2 separate regions of the Homo sapiens genome follow, and region 1 is linked to region 2. The links are chromatin loops, found by intact Hi-C in ENCODE. Cell type or tissue: sigmoid colon. All regions are shown on one strand. Each heading gives the region's core, and the rest is flanking DNA. Links, peaks and the distances in the headings are about the cores only.

Region 1 (2,914 bases), core at 276-2,775, 290 kb after region 2:
TAACAAAACTTTTATTACAGTACACTGTTACTGTTCTATTATTCATTATTATTAATCTCTTACTGTACTTAATTTATAAATTAACCTTTATCAGAGGTATGTATGTATAGCATATATATGGTTCAGTACTACCCCATTTTCAGGCATCCACTGTGGGTCTTGGAACATATCCCCCAAAGAGAAGAGGGGACTACCGTGCACAGAGACTAGATTCAAATTGGATCAAATAAACTAATATTGGCAATGTAAGACTATATGCTTTGGCAAATGTAATATATATGCATTCAAGTGAAAGGGGAATAACAAGTCCACTAAGCAAATGCTCATTCAAATGTTTTCAAGCATTAAACACATAACCAATCAGTTAGCATTAGCAACCATTTAAGAAAAGGAGGGGTGTTCTAACAATTGCATATAATTAACTACTTCTAGATGTCAAAACAGTACGAGCAGAGCCACAGACACAGAAGGATAAACCATCCTATCACTTCACAAGAGCCTCATCCCAGAGTATGCCACCAGAGAAGTGAATAACAAAGGAATTTCCTATATCTTCTAACCGTAACGGGTAAAACATTAAAAAAAAAAAATTCTTCTAATGCAACAATAATGGGACAAAAAACAATGTATATTTATGGTGTATTTTCAGGAACTAGGAGAGAAAAGCCTTAGAAACACGTCAAGAGGAAAGTCTCTGGATTAAACCATCTAAGTTTAGCATGACATTTCAAGCTTTTTGACTCCTTTTTTTGGTTTTTGAAAACAATCCTCAGTGGCAGAAAGTTATCTAACGAAAAAATAACATTCAAAACTTTTTGGAGAGTTGCCAAGAGTTTCACAAGCATCTCAAGGCCAACACGCCCTGCTGTAGCATCATTCTAGCCATTAGCCAAGGAACTAAAGCTCTGAGTTAATGGTTTTGAGGTTCACAAAGGATACTACACCAGAATCACGAAGAGCAAGTAGGCTCCTTAATCTCAGAAAAATCATCCTTTGGATCTACCAACTATAAGTTACCAAGAATTTTCTGTCTTTAGTATTTGCTATCTACTTATCCTTTCCCTCCAAATAATCAATATTCCTAAAGCTCTTATATAAGAAAGATATGAAGCAAGCAATATCCATAATGAAGGTAGAAAGTGCTAGTAACTTGTTTCTCAAGTTGTACAAAAGGGTTTTATAGTATCATATTCCTTCCAAATCAAACACATTACCACAGTTACATGTAGTGTGTAATACCTGTGCTCCTGATACAGGGCCAAAGGGGTTTGGAGGTCTCATGACAGGCTGGCTGTATATTAAGGTTGGTTGCGTCATTACAGGAACACTTCCCATTTGTGGAGGCTAAAAAAGAGAAAAATATCAAAAGATACTGACTCCTATCTTCCTTATTGTGACTAAGTAAATAACAATGACAACAGGGATGACAGGTCCTAGTACCTTTGCTTGACTCAAAGGGTAACTTCCTCTGAATATAAGTAAGACTAACAGCTACAAACTTTCGAGAGTATTTTTTTTTCTTTTGGTAAGTAAAGTCTTTAACATGCTCATTTTTAAAATGTAGTAACAAAGCCTAACTTTTTCTATTCAATGAGTTGCAAAATGTAAACTTTATTGTATTACAACAGATAAAATGATTAAGACTAAGAGTTTCCAAATTTATCAGGTTTAGACATCAAGAAAACTTAAGACTCTGTCTTCGCTGCTAAGAAATTTCAAAGTAAATTTGTATAACAAATCAAGTACTTTTGCCATTATGCAAGTGATCACAAGTGAAGACAGTTGATTCTCTGAATAAGCCTGCTCTAGTTCTTCCATTTTATTTCATATAAGAATCAAGAAAGAGCTTAAACTACAAACCAGAGGTTAACTCTTTCTTGAGTAACTGAAAATACAATCTCAACCAAATATGTTTCTTTAAAAATTACCACTACAGGGTATAAAATTAACCTAGTAAGTGACAATACCTAGTGTAAAAATAATGCACAAACAGAATACTGTTTTGGTTAAAATGCAATGCTCTAAAATCTTTCCTTTCAAGAAGTTCTATTTATTGTTTCAAGCAGACTACTATTTGCATTTAGAGCTTCATTTTAAGTTTATGGCCTGAGTTTCTCAGCAGACTTTTTTTTTTTTTTTTTTTTTTGAGATGGAGTCTTGCTCCGTTGCCCAGACTGGAGTGCAGTGGCATGATCTCAACTCACTGTGACCTCTGCCTCCTGGGTTCAAGCCATTCTCCTGCCTCAGCCTCCCAAGTAGCTGGAATTACAGGTGTGCGCCACCATACCCAGCTAATTTTTGTATTTTTAGTAGAGACGGAGTTTCACCATATTGGTCAGGCTGGTCTTGAACTCCCAACCTCAGGTGATCCACCCACCTTGGCCTCCCAAAGTGCTGGGATTACAGGCGTAAGCCACCACACCCAGCCTCAGCAGACATTTTAATGCAATGACTATGAAAAAAAGCTGTGAAACTTCTCCACATGTATAAAAGGAGTTACTTCCATATCATATACATAAAGAAGTAACATAGCAGGCACAGTAGCAATACCAAGGGACACGGTACTGCCTTCTACCAGGAACAGTTCCTCAAATACATACCAGTGGGTTGAAGCTACTAGCACCATTTCTTTTCTAATTGAGTCTCTATATACTGAGAGTTGGGAAACTAAGGGCAATCTAAAATGCACATTGTGGCATTTTGAAAGGTTAAAAGACTGTTTTTGTACTGTAATAATCATTGTCACAGGAAAATTTCTCTAGCCTTTATCAGACTAAATTTATCTCTATACAATTCAAGTGTTAATCCCTCCCATGCCCTACAATATCAGGTTATAAGACCTCACTGGTATTTAATATATGGTCACAGCAACAAAGGCTTAGAATTAACATTAATGTTTGAAATATAAAAGGCC
Region 2 (2,914 bases), core at 209-2,708:
AGTATAATAAATGGGATATCATCTTTACTCTTGCCATAATGCTAAGACGCAAATATTTGAATTCTGAATTGCAGGCCAGAGGAAGCAGAAACTTCCCTATGGAGAGAGATGGCGGAGTTTGCCATTGAGTTCTCTCTCCTTGCTTAAAAGATCCAAGCTGTGCTTTTTGAAGGCTTCAGACTGCAGCCTGAGTTCATCGTAGGCCTTCTGGATCCCATCTACTTTGCGCTGAAGCTCCCTGACTCTCAAGTTGCTGTCCACAGCCACTGCCTCTTGCTCAAACCGCTCCAGCGCATGCTTCCTGTCTTCATTTGCTATCTCCAACTTTTCCTCAAGCTGGCAGATCTCTGCCTGTTTGTTCTGAAGCACTTTGCCCCTTTCAATGGACAGCTGCAGCAACTCCTCTTTCTCTCTAGTGACGGTCTGCAGCCTGGCCTGCAGCTCCTGGCTCAGGCTGCTGTGTGTCTCCTCTGCCTTAGCTATCTGCTCCACAGCCTGCTGGTGCTGCTGCTTGAGGGTCTGCAGCTGGCTGCGCAGCTGTTCTGTCTCCTTGGTGTGGGTGCAGGCCTGCTGGCTCTGTAGCTCCAGCAGCTCCTTCTCGCGCGCCTGTGCCTGGCAGGCATCCTGAGCACACCTCTCCTTCAGCGTTTCTAGCTCCCCAGTGAGGGCCTCACACCGGACTGTGAGCTGTAATACTTTCGCCTCCTCATCCTTCAGAGCCTGGCTGAAGAGGCTGCTATTCTCCAGCCTCAGCTTCTCATTCTCCTCCCTCAGCTTGATGTTCTCACTCTTGTATTCATCCTTGAAGCGGAGCATCAACTCGTGGTTGGCTGCTAGGGTCATAAAGCGTTCCTCTAGTTTCCGACTGTACTCACCCTGGGCCTTGAGCTTCTCAGCCTCCTGCATCATCTTCTCCTCCAGCTCTGCATTGAGCAGCTCTAGGATCTGGCAGCGCTCCAGGGCCTCATCTGACCTCCGCTTCAGGATGCAGATGAGCTGGGACTGCTCTTCAATGCGGGAGCGAAGCATAGCCTTCTCGCTCCTCTCCTCCTCTGACAGTCCCCGGAGGTTTGCCAAGGCTTCCCTCAGACCGTCCAGTTCCTTAAACTCCGTCTCCTCTTCCTGGTTGTTCAGTTTTTCATTTTGCTTCTCTAAGCGTTCTTCAGGGGGCGGGGTGTCCATCCTGGGAGCCTGCTGTTTCTGGAGCATAGGCGCTCTCATCCACTAAGGGCTGACTACAGTCTTTTCCCCTCAGATTTCAAACGCTGCAGGGTGTTGCTAGGGACTCTTGGCACTCCCCAGCAGTTGGTTTTTCCAGTAAGGAGCCCTGTAATTGGTGGACAGGTCTTCAGAATGCTATGAAGTAACAACAGGGGAATCTGGGGGAGTCCAGAGCCAATCTGGTCGGGTTACTTTTGCCTTTCTAACCAATCACAGCTCTCAGTTGTCAACTGTCTCAGTGTCTGGCCTGTACAGCACAGAGATGCCAACCCCACTCAATCTCCAGCCAGCATCAGGGGAGGAAGCCTGACTCCACCTAATTTCTGGTAGTAGTAAACAAATGAAGCAGGCAATGATATATTTATCCTCCCTCTCCCCTCTTCAGTTATCGTTTGAATAAATTACTGTTTGTGGAAACATGGTTGGCTCCTCAAAAAATTTCAGTCTATGAATACAAAGTAGTAGTGGTATTCTGAGAGCCAGGACCCTAAAAGCCTGCATATCTGCACCCGTGATGTTTGGCACAGCTCCCTTTTGGTATTTAAGTATTAAAATAGAAAACACCAGTGAAATTTCTTTTGTTGTTCTTAGCATTGTCCCCACCTGGGCATAAATACTCTTTATTAGATATTTAACACCCCCTGTTTTTACCCATTAGCAAAATAAGGTTACAGAAAGAAGCTTAGTGAACCACACAGATAAACATTAAAACAGAAAAAATAAGATTCAAATGAAGCTTGCCATTATATGCCAAAGTCAACTCCTGATAGATTAGTTAAATGTAAACAGAAACTAGAAGAAAATGAAGGTAAACATCAAATCTCTGGGGCTAGGAAGGATTTTTTTTTTATCTTAAACATTATGTAAGATCAGAAAGGGAAAGCTTACTCAAAAAGTTATGTATAATTTTTTAAATTATGTGACTTCTGAGGTCTCTCCAGCCCCTTCTTCCACTGGATTTTCTTGACATTTTACTCCTCAAACCCAAATATTGAAGCCAAACCCAAATCCACTAACCAGCTCTCTCGCCCTATCTTTAGGTGTTCCTCTACTTGGAATGCCTTTCCTACTTTGTCCCTTGTCACTCTAGTAAAGCTTTTTATTCTTAGTTAAGAATCGTCTCTGAAGCCTATTCCTGGCCCCTACATGTCCAATTGGTCACTCACATCTTTTAGTGCATCCGCTATAGCTATTTGTACTTCTGGTGGAGGATGTGAAAATTTTATTGCAGTCACTGTTTATCTGCCAGCTTCCCTCTGTTAGACTGTAAGATCCTTAAGGGCAGGGACTGTGTCTATTTCATCCTTGATGATTAGACTAGTGCCTGGCACATGGGGGAGATTCAGATAAATGTGTATTAAGTGGATGTTGAAGGTAAAAATCAAATTGAGAAAAATATCCCTAATATGACAGACACTACTTTTTTTTTTTTTTTTTTTTTTTTTTTGAGACAGAGTCTCCCTCCATCGCCCAGGCTGGAGTGCAGTGGTACGATCTCGATTCACTGCAACCTCCGCCTCCCGGGCTCAAGCAATTCTCCTGCCTCAGTCTCCTGAGTAGCTGGGATTACAATTACATACAACCACACCTGGCTAATTTTTGTATTTTTAGTAGAGACGGAGTTTAACCATGTTGGTCAAGCTGGTCTTGAACTCCTGACCTTAAATGATCCACCCGCCTCAGCCTCCCAAAG

Evidence for each region. Peaks named below come from ENCODE experiments on the same cell type or tissue, not always from the same donor. Only the 100,000 strongest peaks of a DNase experiment are listed, where the experiment ranks them.
Region 1: it touches region 2 in a loop (2.5-fold over the local background); 6 of 110 quality-filtered maps call a loop at or near these places.

The regions. Positions count from the first base shown.
Region 1 is chr11:85,973,469-85,976,382 of GRCh38, forward strand. PICALM (phosphatidylinositol binding clathrin assembly protein) reads right to left here. Exons shown (of 20, transcript NM_007166.4): 19 at 1,240-1,344. Among named protein-coding and RNA genes, the nearest start is that of PICALM, 94 kb to the right of the region's middle. In sigmoid colon, for the core only: no CTCF peak of the experiment used is centred there; no DNase peak of the experiment used is centred there.
Region 2 is chr11:85,684,910-85,687,823 of GRCh38, forward strand. CCDC89 (coiled-coil domain containing 89) reads right to left here and starts at 1,286. Exons shown (of 1, transcript NM_152723.3): 1 at 1-1,286. The coding sequence starts at 1,221. The coding sequence ends at 97. RefSeq lists enhancers at 81-582, 583-1,082. In sigmoid colon, for the core only: no CTCF peak of the experiment used is centred there; DNase peaks (open chromatin) are centred at 342, 562, 1,012 and 1,322; H3K4me3 peaks cover 1,485 bases; H3K27ac peaks cover 948 bases.